Linked DNA regions of Homo sapiens: region 1 is linked to region 2. Evidence: chromatin loops called from intact Hi-C (ENCODE). Cell type or tissue: Caco-2. All regions are shown on one strand.

Region 1 (8,000 bases), 310 kb after region 2:
AAATAATAACTTATTCATGGCAACTTACTCATACACAAGCACAAAGAACAAAATTTTGACAAGCACTTTCTCCCGAAGGCTTCCTTTTTCAACTGCTGGAATGATGTTGGATTTCTTCAGCAATACCCACTCAAGCTGAAAATGGTTAGAGAAAGCAGCCATTCCCAATGCAAGCTTCAGAACGATCAGAGAGGAAGTAGTGAGGAGAGGGGCAGCCACATTTCCACTTATCCAACTTTGCAGCATTTTCAGCACTTCTGAAAGAACGATGTTCAAACCGGGCCGGCTAAGACTAGTTGCTGCAGGTTCAAAAGCAAGCAGCTCGGAGGTGAATTTTATGACTTTTTGCATTTACACAGATGTATTTGAATGAACAAATTCTACACTGCTACTGTCAGATTGTTTTTCTGCCCCAAAGAAATTTGCTTTGCATTTTAACAGGTGCCATACTAAAAGGTATATTTTACAGATCCAAAGATGTGACCAGGATATTCAAAATGTGTCTTTGGGGTAATTTGTTTCGGAAAAGTGTTCAGAAGGAAAACTTTGAACCCTATAGCAGCACTTTTTGTTCCCTAAAAATATAAAACAATGTGTTTATTTTACAGGAAACCAGACAGTTGAGGCAGACCATGATCATCTGCCTCCACGGCACTTGGTTGTTCCCCTCTAGGGAATGGCACATTAGGGCGTACAGATGGGACAGTGCACTGCCCAGAGGAGGCTCCAGGAACCACCCAGAAACCACCCAACACCCCGGAGGCCGAGTCGGTGGTAATGGTTCTCAGTAGTAAGTGGATCTTCTGCAACCATCTCCTTCAGATTTCTCAAAAAGAGAAAAGTCCGAGCACACATCTGTACACACAGAAACTCTACACAGCTCAAAAGACCTGAAACTGGTGTACTGCAGATGGCTGGAGTAAGCAAGTATAAAAAAAAAATGGAAACTGTAGGGGGGGAAAAATAAAGGAATTGGTGATTAATGTAGTCCTTGACATGCTACGTGGAGTCATATCTGTTGAAAGAGAACCAAAGAGAGAACATAGGAATTAGAAAACACAGTAGAAATTTACTCCTCAAAAAAGTTTTGTTTAATTCTAGATGTTTAGACCAGAGCTGTCAGATACAAATATAACACAAGCCACATATTTTTTGTTTGTTTGTTTTTGAGATGGAGTTTCACTCTTGTCACCCAGGCTGGGGTGCAGTGGCGCGATATCGACTCACTGCAACCTCTGCCTCTCGGGTTCAAGTGATTCTTCTGCCTTAGCCTCCCAAGTAGCTGGGATTACAAGGGTTTGCCACCACACCCGGCTAATTTTTGTATTTTTAGTAGAGACGGTGTTTCACCATGTTGTCCAGGCTGGTCTCAAATTCCTGACCTCAGGTGATCCACCCACCTCGGCCTCCCAAAGTGCTGGGATTACAGGTATAAGCCACCGTGCCCGGCCAAGCCACATATTTAATTTTAAATTCTCTAGTGGCTACATTAAAAAGTGAAAAGAAATAGGTAAGATTAATTGTAATATATTTTATATAGCCTAAATAGTATTTCAACATGTAACTGGTATTACATGTTGAGATCGTTTACATTACAATATTACTACTGAGATTTTTTTTTTCACACAATAGTGTTTGCAATCTGGTGTATATTTTACACTTTCAGCCCATCTCAATTTGGACTTAGCCACATTTTGAGAGCTCAAAAGACACATGTGGATAGTGGCACATGAACAGCACAACCTCCGATTTCCTGATTTTGCTTTAAGTATTTAGTCCTGACAGTCTCAACATTCTCTTCCATAAGTCGGTATCTGTTGAGGCTATGGATATTCAGAGTAACATAATGCATTTTCTCATTCCTAGGGGGAAATTAAAACATTTCTCATTTGCCTGCACTTAGGATAGCAAGCAGGTGCAACAAGGCCCCTAACCCAGACTCTCTGTAGAAAGAGGTTCCCAGTTCCCAAAGGTATGCTTCGTCTCCATCGGATAATAAGATTCTCCAAAAGACCACCCCTGTCCATTTCATTCCACTTCCCACCAGAAGTTCGGCTGGTGCTGGGCGCATCTCCAGGATGAACGTCTAGACCAGCCTGAATGGCCTCTGTCAGCCTGCACCCAACATCAGTAAGCTCAACTTTCAGAAGACACTGAAAGGCTCTGTTTCCTGTCACCGGCTGGAGGCCCTAGCTCTGAGATCTTACTATAGGTTTTGTGCAGAGCTCATGGTACTCTAGGGGATGGGGACAGGGATGACAAGAGGGAGGTAGAGCCTTATCCTTAAGAAATACATGGAATTACCTGGTACTGGAAATACAACAGCCACTAAGAAAAGCCCAACTTCTCTTTTGATTAAAAAAAAAAAAAAAAAAAGCCCTCTGTAACCTGACACATTATGCATTATGCTTTCTGTTTTGCCTCTAGAAGGCTTATATCAACATTTGGTGCTCAACTGTGGTAATATCTCAGATTCCCGCTACCATGCTCTTTTTTTTCTTCACTCTTCTGATTTATATGTTATAATATTGTAAGCAACCTCACATATTTTGCATAAATCAGCAGGATGTAAGTTACATATAAATAGAAAAATTCTCAGTCTAGAAAGGGGTTATTAAAGCAGATACAAGCAAAGTGGGTGAAAAAGGGAGAAGAAATACGGAACAGAAACTGAATAGAAAAAAAAAAACAGAACAACACATTCTTTTTAAAAATACCACCTCTTGGCCAAGTGCAGTGGCTGATGCCTATAATCCCAGCACTTTGGTTTGGGAGGCCAACGCGGGTGGATCACTCGAGGTCAGGAGTTTGAAACCAGCCCAGCCAACATGGTGAAACCCCATCTCTACTAAAAATACAAAAATTAGCCCGGCATGGTGGCTTGTATGTGTAGTCCCAGCTACTTGGGAGGCTGAAACAGGAGAATCGCTTGAACCTGGGAAGCAGAGGTTGCAGTGAGCCGAGATCATGCTGCTGCACTCCAGCCTGGGTGACAGAGTGAGACTCAGTCTCAAAAAAACAAAAACAAAAACAAAACCACCTCTTCACTGACAAGAAAAAATATTCACAGAACTCATTTGGTATAATCACCCACAGTGGCAAAGCTACACAACTAAGAAGGGCTTAAACAACCCTAGAGGGTGATATTTCTGTCATTTTTAGAAGTCACAGAGAGTAAGATGTCTTTGGGAAGAACATGGCCTTTCTGGTGAAATTTTGGGCTTATTGCCAGAATTAGAAGTGAAAAACCTAAAAGCATGGTCATAGTTGTTATTTAAAATGCATTCTGAGCTGAAAACCAATAGGAGTGCCTGCCTGAATGCCACCACTGAAACTGCCATTTCACTTTCTCACAGGTTCATTTCTCCACGCACGCTATCCCCCTGGTCAGATAAGATCCCCTTGGTCGGATGAGATGGCCGTTCTGCGTGCCTGGAGGCAGAGAGGTGCCAGCACATACCTTGGATTGTGGGATTATGGCCTGACGCAATGTTTGCAGCCAAACCGTGTTGACACAGCAAGCACTAGACACAAATGCAATGGGGCGGCCTCAATAACTCCAGCAGACCATAAAGTGACACAATTTCCCCCTGGAAGGCCTCTCAGTCAAAGCCCCCGATCCCCGCTGGGCAAGATTCAGCAGGTTTTGGCTCATAGTTTGGAAGAAACACGGGGCCACAAAGGAGGCCCCACCTGCTTAGTTTAGTCACCTCAAGGAGAGTGAGAAAGGAGAGGAAAAGCACAGGAACTCTGCCAATGAAGGGTCCTTTCTTTACTAGGATGCAGCGTTCCTCTTCATCCCCAGTTAAGGATCTCTACAGGCCTGTCTGCTGAGAAGTCTTTCCAGCAGGCCCAAGAAACATGGATTCCAGCAGGATGCTCTCATCCATCCTTCCCACTATCTGGATCTTCATATCCTTAGATAAATTCATGGGAGAAAATAGATATAAATTTTAAAGGTAAATGGTTTTGCCCTGAGATAAAGCATTTCTGTCTGTTCTAATCCCAGAGAGACTGAGGAGTCTGGAGAATCTTTAAAACCCAGTCCTGTTGACTCTCTTCCAAGTAGCCACTCACTCACTTAGAGGCAGGGGACTGGACCAACTGACCTGCTCTAGGACTTCCCCTGGCACTCTGCCAAACTGGAGATGGTAATTCAAAGTGGCAACGTGTGACCAGATTTAGGAGGAAATAAAATCACCTTTCTTTAGAAGGGGTGGGGAAAGCTAATGAAGGAAGTTAATTATACAAGGGTTTTGCAAGAAGTATTTAGAGACCGTTTTCACACCCAACTTGGGCTTTTGCAATTGCTTGCAGTGGATTTAAGCTTAATCCAAACAGTACATAGTTTTAGTTTTTCTTTTGCCTTTTTATAATTCAATCCCCACATTATAAGAATTACCAATTGTACTCTACTTATCACTGCTGAATAGAAGTGGATTTATCTCATTGGAGCTTTGGTACAATCTGCTGTGGAGGAACAATTTTAGTTGCTCTGAATTTATGACTCTGAGAACCATGAAGCTGAGGAGTATTAAAGTGGAGGAGCCTACTGTGCTGTAGATGGAATCAGGAATTCTTGCCTCCGGGTGCTCCACAATTCCCTTCTTTGGGTTGAGATTGCCAGTTTCAAAGTCCTCTGCCATAGCAGCACCTACCTACAGTTATTTCTGTCCTCTCTCCCTGCAGTCCCACCTCAGCTGTCTTTTCAGGTCTGTCCCCATGACCACTTTAACATTAGCTAACATGCACGGGGGCCTAATTTTTGCCAGGTATTCTTCTAAGACTTTTTTCTCTCTTCTTTCACATTCTCTCATTCAATCCCAGACAAGCCTGTGATACGGGCACTATGATCCCAACTTCCCCATTCCACAGTTTTCTTAGCTGTCCAATGGCCAAGAATCTTGTCTGGTGTGACAAAGGGGGATTATCTTTATATACTTCAACCAAAACAGCACACCGCAACAGACAGAATGCAGAAACAGCTGGGGGAATCCAGCTGCCATCTATTAAATAACCAGGCATCAAAGAGATTTGCAAAAATGTAAAACAATGCCATTTGGCTATTTTTTGTTTTGAAAATAGTTATTTTCATTACAAATCACATTTGTGGTAACATGTATGGGCTTATTACTATTTTTTAAATGAACCCGGCAGTATTCTAAATATTTTGCTTTAATTTCTAATATGATACATATCAATAAATATAACCCATATATATATATATAAACTCATTGATCCTTTTTTGTTTGTTTTTTTGAGAAAGATTGTCATTCTGTCACCCAGACTAGAGTGCAGTGACACAAACATGGCTCACCACAGCCTCAAATTACTGGGCTCAATTTCCCACCTCAGCCTCCCAAGTGGTTGGGACTACAGGCGTAAGCTGCCATACCTAGCTAATTTTTAATTTATTTTATTTTATTATTATTATTATTGAGACAGAGTCTCGCTAAGGCTGGTTTCAAACGCCTGGCCTCAAGTGATCCTCCTGCCTTGGCCTCCCAAAGTGCTGGGATTATAGGCGTGAGCCACCATACCCAGTCTATTGATCCTTTTTAAGAGGAGAAAAGGTCCTAAGGCCAAGAACTTTGAGAACTGTTGCAGAGAAGATCATCGCTCTTAGCCCAGGATCTACCACTCATAGTTATGGGATCTTGACAGCTCATCCCGCCTCTTTGGGATGTAGAATGAGGAGACAGGATCAGGTGATGAGGACAACACAGATGAGCACGGAGTGCTTGTTCAGTGCCAGGCACTAGGCTAATCTTCATGTATTTGTTTTTATTTGTTTATTTATTTTTGAGGTAGAATCTCACTCTGTCACCCAGGCTAGAGTGTGGTGGCATGATCACAGCTCACTGCAGCCTCAAACTCTCCAGCTGAAATGATCCTCCCAGCTCACCCTTCCAAGTCACTGGAGCTACAGGCATGCACTACCACACCTGGCTAATTTTTTTATTTTTAGTAAAGACAAGGTCTTGCTAAGTTGTCCAGGCTTGTCTCAAACTCCTGAGCTCAAGCCATCCTGCTGCCTCAGCCTCTCAGAGTGCTGGGAGTACAGGAGTGAAAGAATTGAGTCACACCACGACACACAAAAAACAGGCATCCCAAACTCTACAAGAAGCAACGCACTCCGGGGTCGCATTGCACCTAGCTCTTTATTTTCAGAAAAAGCCCTTCTTTCATTAAATTATGTGAAGTTTGGTGGTTTGGACTTTTTATTTGTGGTTTTATTTCGATTTAATTTCTAAATTTGTTTTGACTTGACAGTTGTATAAGATCTGTAAGTAGGGAATGTATACTGTTTACAATGTGCAAATTGTATTATAATAAAATAATTTAAATCAACTCTGGGGATCTGTGAGAATTGTATTCCTTTCAAAATACTCTATTTACTACTCAAGTTTGAGATAAAATGGTCTAAATATAGGAAAACCAAGAAAAAAGACCATTCTGCCTTCCGTCTTTCAGAAAACATCTAAGGTTTCAGCAATGCCCTACTGGCGCCATCTGGTGGAGACATTTGAACAAGTCCCCTGGCTTGCCAAAGCACTGCCTGGAAAGGAAGTGGATCTCCAGGGCTCTCAAAACGAGGGAGCTGGGCAGATGTTTAATCAGGTGTCTACATTAAGTGTGGGGCTGCAAAGAAGACTCAGCACTGCCTGAGAGGTTGATTTTACACCGTCTCTGGTCTCAAGAGCGAGACCCTGCTTCCTCCCTCTCTCTCAGCTGATCATCTGGCTTCTTGCCTGCACGAGAAAACAAGCTCTAAGGTGACCTGGATCTTGCCTCCCAATGCACCCCATCTACCGCCCACCCACAGCTGTGCTTCCTCCTCTGCCCAGCTCAGCTATACCATCACCATCGCACACAACTATGCTGTAATATCTCCCATCTTACAACAGAAAAGCAACGCAGCCCCACCTTACCACCACATCGCTCCATTTCTCTGATCTCCTTCAAATAAAACCCCCAAAGTGGGTTCAGCTGCCGGCTCTATTTCCTCACCTAGTCTGTCTAGTCCATGCTAAGGTCACTGCCACCTGGCCTTCTTCAACCACCCAGTCTCTGTCATCATCTTACTCAAGCTCTGAGCTGACCACCTTCCTTCTAGGGTCAAGGTCTTCACTTGACCTCTGTGCCCCCACATGATCCTCAGGCCCCTCTGCTGGTGCCACCTCTTTTCTCTGGCCTTCCCATTTTCCAGTGCCTGGGCCTGGTCCAACTCGCCCCTCAGCTCCCCTCTCTGCTGTGCCCACCTTTTCTCTAGGTTGCCTCCTTCAGACCTGTGGCCATAAACACAATCTACAAGTCACAACTCTCCAGCCCTGGCCTCACCTCAGCCTCTCTCCTGTGCTCCAGACCCACGGATCCAGCCACCTGTTCCACACACCCACTTGCGTGGTGGGCTCAGCTGGATGTCTGAGAGGCAGCACATAAGCAACATGATGGAAACCAAGCTTTCCCACAAAACCTGCTCATCCCCCGATTTTCCCTGGCATGGTTAAAAAGGGACCAATGTTTCCCTAACTGCTAGAGCCCACAAAAATCTAGGAACTACCTTGATTCCCTTCCTTCCTCCTCTTCTTGCTCTCAACCCTCATCAGTAAGCCTGACAGCTGAATCAGCTCTAAGCAGGCACTGACTCAGGCCACTTCTCCCCTGCTGCCACCACCTGGGTCTGGTACCGGACCCTCCCCCATGGCCACCTACAGTGACGCCCTAGGCAACCCCCAGTGCTTACCCCATTCCTACCCCTTCTTCAGGGTCCAGCCCAGAGTGGCCTTGTCTAATCATGAACCAGCTCCCACTGCTTCCACGCCCACAGCCCCAGTGGCCCCTCACACTAGGCTACAATCTAAGTTGCCCACAGCTTCAACACCTTCATTTACTTGGGCTCAACTCCCTCCCCATCCACTCTAATGAAGATGGGTTCTCCCAGATCCATGAGCTACTGCCTTATCAGCCTTGGTAACATTCCTCAAATAACCCTCATT
Region 2 (8,000 bases):
TTCTTTTCTTTACTTTCCCTATGTGTTTTCACTATGAGTTTAGTGTTTTACAGAGCTTGGGTACAAGACTTGTTTTTCTTATCACTTTTGGGTTTCTATAAGGTAATTCGTATGCTTCCCACTTTCTTATGGGTAAATTAAGTATTTCTTTTCATTTCTTCCCTAACATATCAGCATTGAATTCCCTTTTAGAGACTGATTATACTCTTGATGTCCTTCTTTGGAGTCCCCTCTTCCATTAGAAGACTTAATTGAATTGAAACACATATCATTCATCATTACATGCTGCAATCTGTGTTACATCTGGTAGGCACTCTGAACAGTTCCTGAAAGAATGTATGATACCAACAGCTAACAATAACGGGGCATTTGGTAGGTGTAAGGTCCCATCCCAAGCATTTTAAATGCATTGTGTCATTAGATTTCAGGCACCAGACGGTAAACTTCATTAGCAAGGAGTTTGCACATGTATCCCTAGCATCTAGAGCAGAGCTGGTACCTAATAGGCAATTGCTGAATATTTGCTGCATGAATAAATTTTAAAAACTGCATGAGGTAGGTGCATTATTCATGCTTTACACATAAGAAAACTAAAGCACAGAGAAGTTCTATCATTTTTTGAAGTCCCACAGTTAGTGTATGTGAAGACAAGACTTGAATCCAAAGCCCACATACTTAACCAAGACTTACTAGTAGTAAGCTCAACACTTAACCACGTTATTGCAAATGAGATTAATCTCATTAATAAATAGTATGCAATGACACAAGTAAATATTGTAAGCAATCATTTTCCAAGAAAAGATTTGCAGATGATGAGCCCTTAAAAAATAATCAGATAGGCAGATATCTGTACGCTTCTTATTGCTAGCTTTGCAAGTAAAAATATGATTTCTCTCTAACCAATGTCTTCTGCTACATTTGTACACTAGTCAATGAGGATTTCAGGACTTTTGATAAGTGGGTGCTTTTTGTGTTTCCAGAGTAGTTCTGATTTTATTTAAGTCATCTATTTTGTCAATTCTTTTTAAAATAAGAATAGCACTAATGAGATATTCATTTATTATTTCTATTGTTAATCGTCTACAGAGCTTATAAGGAGTGTGTTTATAAAATAGGAGACTTACATATTTCTCACACATCTCTCCTACTGTTACTTGTCTTTCTGAAACATTACAATTAGGACATCATCCTTTAGGGGTTTGATTATATGTACCTTTAACAACTCATTAGCAAAAATAACGTATCTCTTTGAAAAGGGTAGCTCTTTAAAACTATTCCTAGTTTTCACCTTAATTCTTTATCAGCCCTCACCTTAGTGGGAGCTAAATGATATTGAGCAGACAGCAAAGCCTTTTGGGGATGATTCACAATGGTCCCTCAAGCTATGGGTTAAACAGTAAAAAGAGGTGCAGAAATCAGAAGTAGGTAAACAACAAAGAAGTAGGTAAACACCAAAAAGGAAGGAAGGAAGGGAACGGGTGAGGTAGGAAAGAATTTGAAAAACACTTGACTGAACTCTGCTATTGATCTTGGAAAAGTCAATCTTTGAAAGCCTCAGTTGTTTCATCTGTGAAATGGGGATGATAAAGATATGATTTCCTCAGACACTTTAATAGTAGATTTCAATATGCCATATAAACTATCCAGTATGATACAACACATGGTATGGTTTTTTACTTGATATTATTTGCCTAGAATCAGCCCGATTTATGCATTATGTACTATAAACATTCACCTTACAAAGACTGTCAACAGCTTGAGAGTGTAGCTTCATCAATTGTCTGTCTTAATTGGTCTGGAAGCATTTCCATTATTTCTAACTCAAGGAACCATTTCACAATTTTTAACAAGCTTTGTGTGCCTACAAGCTCAGAAAGCTTACTGTGTGCTCTCAGGACTAGAGTTCTATAAACCTCTATTTAAACAAGGAAGCCTCTTTTAAGTCTTATTTCAGTCTGGTGCCTTTGGTCGAGGTGGAAACTAAAATTGAAAACAGATAGATGTTTTACATTTAAATGGGTTTAACATAAATGTGCATTAACCCATTTCATGGGCGATTGCACAAATACCTTTTGCAAACTTGGTACACGTGAGCGCATATACAGTAACCATTAATGTCTTCTAGAGAAATAAGGTGCAGATCCAAAATTTTAAACAGCTAGCTCGAGTTCCTCTCACTCGAAAGAAAATGTAATGGCTTTAAGGGAATTGCTCTAATAATATCATGGCATCTGCAATGGCTGGCCAGAGCAGAGCAGAACAGTGTGTATGTCACCGCAAGTCAATTTAACAAGAAATAAGCTTCCCCCTGGAGAATCTAAACTCCCTTGCCTCCCACAAAGAAAATTGAATTTTGGAGGTCACACCTTGGGTAGGTTACCATAGAAAGAAGCTTAACATTCTTTTTGTCATATGCTCTGGGAGGTCAATGCTGTTCTTCCAACAAGTGACTACCAAAGACCCTCTTCCATTCCCCCCCACCCAATTCTCTCCCCCGATCCCATTATAACAAGTCTTTGGAGTCCTCTAGGAAACGGGATGTGATTGTGACACTTGAAAATGCCAAGGACCACACCGAAGGCAATCATGCTCAAACACCAAGTTTTGAGCCCCGCAGTGAGGAGCAGGGCAGATACTGGGGCGGGAGAGGGGACTGGAGGAGGGCAGCGGTAGAGATAGTGAGGATATGGTGGGGGTCAGAGCGAGTCAGACCGTCAGATAGTGAGCTTTAGGTTGTAACTGAACGCTTAGCCAAATGTGAATCAACGGAACTGCTGTTACCGGAGAGAAAAACAGGTCGCCAAGTCAAGCCCAGGCCAAATCCCAACTCTGTGGGTGGATGGTCCCTTCCCTGGGTTGTCGGGGTGGATGGCTGAAAGGCCTAGCGTGGTCTTGCAGCGGCGGGGAGGTACCTCCAGCACACTGCACCTCCCTTAGAGGCTCCGGGTGGCCGCAGCCGGGCTACCGCCACTGCCCCCCGCCCCGCAGCAACATGTGGGGTGCTGCCAGTCCGCCGCCCAGGAACTCCCTCCGGCTGGAGTTCCTGGTGGACGCATGTTGGGCCGTGAGAAGATGCTGAATTACTCCTGGGAAAGGTTCCTCCAGCCTTGAACTTGGCAGCTCCTGACCTTTCCATCCCACCCTCCACGCGCCAGCCCAACACACACGAGTACACACGCCCCTCTGGACCCGTCCAGGCTACTCGCGGGGCTCTCTGCCCACTAGGGGCAAAACGCCGGAGGCCGGGACCCCAGTTCCTCTGGCCCCAGGGGACTGCCCTAGCATCGGGTAGTTCCAGGGACTCAGCGCACTCCCTGCCTTGGCCAGGCCCCGCCTAAGCCGGGGCCGCTGGCACCAATCCCCTGTTCTTTTGTGCTCTCCCGGGAAGCCCGCCTCTACTCACCCGGGCTGCGCGCGGATTCCGGCCGCCAGCTGCAGCCCGCTGCCCCATCCCACGAACACTGCGGCGCCCCCAGAGTGTGCAATGCGGCGCCCCGCCAGCCCGCTGCCGGAGCCCGGGAGCTCAGGGAAGGAGCGAGGGAGCGCAGCGGGGAGAGGCGGGGGGCGGCTAGGGGCGCGCGCGCCACTCCCACTCGCGCCGGGCACTGGCCGCCGCCCGCAGCCGCGGCCGGCCCGGCCTCGAGGGCCGCGGGACCAATCAGCGCGCGCGGGGGGAGCGGAGCCCTCCGCGGGGCGCGCTCATTGGCCCGGCGCGCGCGGCCCAACTCCGGGAGAATCGGCCTGAGCGCCAAGTCTGCAAACTCCGGCCAGCGGGAGCCGACCGCCCGGCGCAGGTGGGGCACCCGGGCGCCGCGCTCCCGCCCGCAGGGTGAGCGGAACTGGAGAGATTTGGGACCTTCCCGGGAAGCCTGTTCCCAGTGAGCGTTGGAAGCGAGCAGTGTTTGCTCAGGGTGCACCGATACCTTCCTGTGCGCGACCCCCTGGCGCCTCTCCCTAGCCGCCAGCCTCAGCCGGGCCAGCAGCTGCGTGCGTGGCTGCAGGCCCGGCAGTGTGAAATGACCCTGGCCAAATCTCACTCCCCGCCATCCCCTGGGCCCCGCGAAATCCGCCGGACCGCAGAGCTCAAGAGCAAGTGAAGCTCCGAACCCAGGGAAGGCGGAGACCACTTGACGTTTGCAGTAAAAGACCTAAGCTGCGGGGCGGAGCATGGAGGCGGTGGGAAGAGCCAGGAAGGCAGGTCTTAGGAAGTGGGAATCCGGTTATGGGTTTGGTGCAAAAAAGTCCAGGGCATAATACTGCCACCCTCTGCCCAACCCTTCCTCCAGTTAAAGCCCCTGCAGCCCTCTTGGGACGTATTGGTTTTTCTCTTCCTTGTTGTAAATCGTGTTTGACCCCCCTGGACGGTTCGATCTAGAGCCTTAGAGTGGAAGTGGGTCATAGTCCTACTCTCCCCTGAGCAGCGCGGGGGGCCGGCGGGGAGCCGGGGTGACCGGGGAAGGTCCCCAGGAAGGTCTGGAAGGACTCCACGGATATGCCCGGAAACTCGGAACCAGCCTCCCCACCTCCCCCCGAACTTGGCCTGCAAGGCTACCTTCGTAAGGGCGGCCCGCCATGTGGCTATTTGTCGATCTTTGAGACCCCTCCACCTTCTCCTTGGATTTTCTACCCCTGGAGCATTTTTTCAGGCCTCTCCTGAATCACCCTGCCTTCCCAATAATCTATCCATCCCAACATAAAAACATTCTTACTCTTTTTTAAATTAAACTTCCTTCCCCAGTCCCTCTATTTGGAAGGGCCTAGGATAACCTATTTTTGATCGACAGCTGCTAGACCTCAGAAAGTTTTTCTCTTAGTGTATGTGCACAGGCTTGCCCAAGCTCAGGGTTCAAGTAGGCAAAAAATAATTAGCGCCCCCTCAAGGTGGAGATCGCTGCCGCGCTGTCTTCCTGCAGGGCTCAGCAGGGTGAATGAATTGAATATGAATTAATCAACCTGAACTTGGAAATGTCTCTCCGTGTCTAGGCAGGTTACCTCTGCGGGTTAGCATCTACTAATGAGGGCATGTCCCGGGTGTCACTGCTGACACTCATTTAGTTTCCAGTTGGCAGTTCCGGTCCATGTACTTATTCACTTTATTTAAAAAAAATCGGTGCATAGTTTAGTGAAAATATTCATATTTGGGTTCAAAGTGAAGTTCAACGTATTAATGCAGTTTATGAGAGCCGAGTTCCTGGTAGAGATGGAACCCTTAGGATCTCTTTTCAGAAATATATTTTCAAAGAAGGCTGGAAAGATATGCATATGAAATGTCTGCAGTGGTTATCTCTGCGTGTTGGGATAATGGATGGTTTTCTTGTTCTTTATACTTTACGGTATTTTCTAAAGAACATTAATATTAATTTAAAAATTTTTTTAAAATGTTGACTACCAACATACAACACTCCTCAGGCATCAGAAGAGCGAAAATGTTAAATCTTCCTTCTGCTTTTCCCTTCACATCTTGTCAATCGCCCAGTCCTGTGTTTCTGTCTCCTAGGATGACTTCTAGATCCATCCCTCCCAGCATCTCTATTTCACTGCCAGACCTCATCATGCCTTACCAGCGCTTCAGCAACAGGCTTTCACTGCTCTGCTCTCCAGTCGACCACACGCTGCCCTCTCTATTTCAGAATCACTAATGTAATCATGTCACTTTCAAGCTTAAAATTCTTCAGTTCCAACCCCACTGTGAGGAAGTTCAAATGGAGCCTGGTTGGCAAGGCGTTTCCTTCCCAGTCCGTTCCCAGCTTTCCACGTTGGTCTCATCTTCTGTCCTCACAGTTCCGCAGGCAGGATGGTTCTGCTCCACCTACAACTGCCTGTCCGTGGACCTTCACACACCCATGTCTAAGATTTCATAGTGCTAGAATGCTGTGCTTCTCTTCCTTCTCAACTCTCTCCTGCCCCAACAGCAAGTTCCTATCTTTGCTTCAAGATTCACTTCGAATACCACCTTTTTAAAAATCAAGTCTTCGAAACTGCCCGGGGCAGAATTAAGCAACGCCTTCTTTCTGTACATCAGAAGCAAGCTTTTTTTTTTTTTTTTTTTTTTTTTTTTGACGGAGTCTCACTCTGCTGCCCAGGCTGGAGCAAAGTGACGCGATGAAGAAAACATACATTGTATTTACACTCCTGGAGTGCACGAAGAGAGAGACGCACTTTATTTATTTATTTATTTTAAGCCCTCTCCTTCTCACCCCTGCCCAACATGGCTGAGTGCCATCCTCTGTTTCACCCCTGCTGAGTCTGCCAGCTCACATTTACCATAGGTGGTCTCACCCTGCACCTTCCCAACCTGCCCAGCTCTCACTACAGATCTGTTTATTGATTATTTTTTGTTGTTATTGTTTCATGTTTTTGTTTTTGAGACAGTCTCACTCTGTCACCCAGGCTGGAGTGCAGTGGCACAATCTTGGCTCACTGCAACCTCTGCCTTCCAGGTTCCAGTGATTCTCATGTCTCAGCCTCCTGAGTTGTTGATGCCCAGCTAATTTTTTTATTTTTAGTAGAGATGGGGTTTCACCATTTTGGCCAGGCTGGTCTTGAACTCCTGACCTCAGGTAATCTGCCCATCCTGGCCTCCCAAAGTGCTAGGATTACAGGCATGAGCCACCATGCCCAGCCTTGTTTATTGATTATTTTAAAAGCAGCCCTTTCTGATTTTTTAAATTAATGTATATTTTTATTTCAATAGCTCTGGAAGTACGAGTGGTTTTTGGCATGGGTGAATTGTATAGTGGTGAAGTCAGATTGTAGTGCACCCATCACCTGAGTAGGAGAGAAAGACTTTAGATCAAATAGTCACATGAACAATTTCATACTGAGATAGGCATGATGACACTACCACATGTAAAAAAAAGAAACCTGGTTCATTTTGAATATATGTCAATCACAGTTCTTACCACATTGTGTTATCCATTGATCTATTTATTGCAAGTTCTTTGTCCCATCATATGAATCCATATGCCCCCACGTAGAACACAGTGCCTGGTTTATAGTGGGTGCTCAGTAAATATTCTAAAATGAATGGGTAAATAAATGAATGGGTATTTGAAACCCCATGAGGCATTTTATTTCATGTGTCTACATGCAACTATTATCCAAAATCGAAAAGACATTAGTTCCGTGTTTTAAAAATTATTAGATCCTTGTCTCATCTTTCTTAACTTTAATTTGTTTTTTCTGCACAAATTGTCTAATGTCTTATTTAATTTCACATTTAGGAGATATAGGTAATTATTATTTACATACATGTAGATAATCTGCTATTGCTAGGAGGAAATCTTTTTTTAGAAATTTTACTTTTAATATATAAAAATTGAAGGTTGAAAATGCAAAGCCAAAAAGCACAATACATAACAAAAAGTAAATCAATTGGGCTTTCTAAAAGTTAAAACATTTTCTCTGCAAACAACACGGTTACGAGAATGAAAAGACAAGAATAGACAGGGAGACAATAGTTGCAAATCATACACCTGACACAGGAATTGTAGTTAATACATACAAAGAACTCTCAAAACTCAGCAATAAGAAAACAACCAAATTTTTTTCAATGGCCAAAAGATTTGAACAAACACTTTACCAAAGAAGATATATGGGTGACAAATAGCACATGAAATGATACTCATATCATTAGTCTTTAGTGAAATGCTAATTAAAACTGCAATGATAACTTCTAGACACTTATTAGAATGGCAAAAAAAAAAAACCTGACAATACCAAGTGTTGATGAGGCTGCAGAGCAACTGAAACTCTCATACCACACTGGTGAGGGTGCAAAATGGTATGTCCGCACTAAAAATAGTTTGGCCACTTTTATAAAGTTCAATATACACCTAACCATATAGCCCAATAATCCTACTCCTACATACAGACATACATTGTTTTATTTCACTTCACTTCATTGCATTTCAAAGATACTGCATTTTTTTTTTTTACAAATTGAAGGTTTGAAGTAACTCTGCATTGAACAAATCTATCAGTGCCATTTTCCCAAAAAC

The links. Peaks named below come from ENCODE experiments on the same cell type or tissue, not always from the same donor. Only the 100,000 strongest peaks of a DNase experiment are listed, where the experiment ranks them.
Region 1: a loop joins it to region 2, with 2.6 times the contacts of the local background. A loop is called at or near these places in 6 of 110 quality-filtered maps.

Annotation. Positions count from the first base shown.
Region 1 is chr2:149,016,093-149,024,092 of GRCh38, reverse strand. It overlaps KIF5C (kinesin family member 5C), which reads right to left. Exons shown (of 26, transcript NM_004522.3): 26 at 1-1,015. Among named protein-coding and RNA genes, the nearest start is that of LYPD6B, 19 kb to the left of the region's middle. In Caco-2, a CTCF peak has its summit at 6,528 (motif pointing left); DNase peaks (open chromatin) are centred at 3,482 and 6,532.
Region 2 is chr2:149,326,126-149,334,125 of GRCh38, reverse strand. LYPD6 (LY6/PLAUR domain containing 6) reads right to left here and starts at 3,539. Exons shown (of 5, transcript NM_194317.5): 1 at 3,404-3,539. MIR9899 (microRNA 9899) reads left to right here and starts at 3,753; the gene lies at 3,753-3,848. RefSeq lists a silencer at 3,453-3,922. In Caco-2, a CTCF peak has its summit at 4,799; DNase peaks (open chromatin) are centred at 3,355, 3,715 and 4,145; H3K4me3 peaks cover 2,273 bases.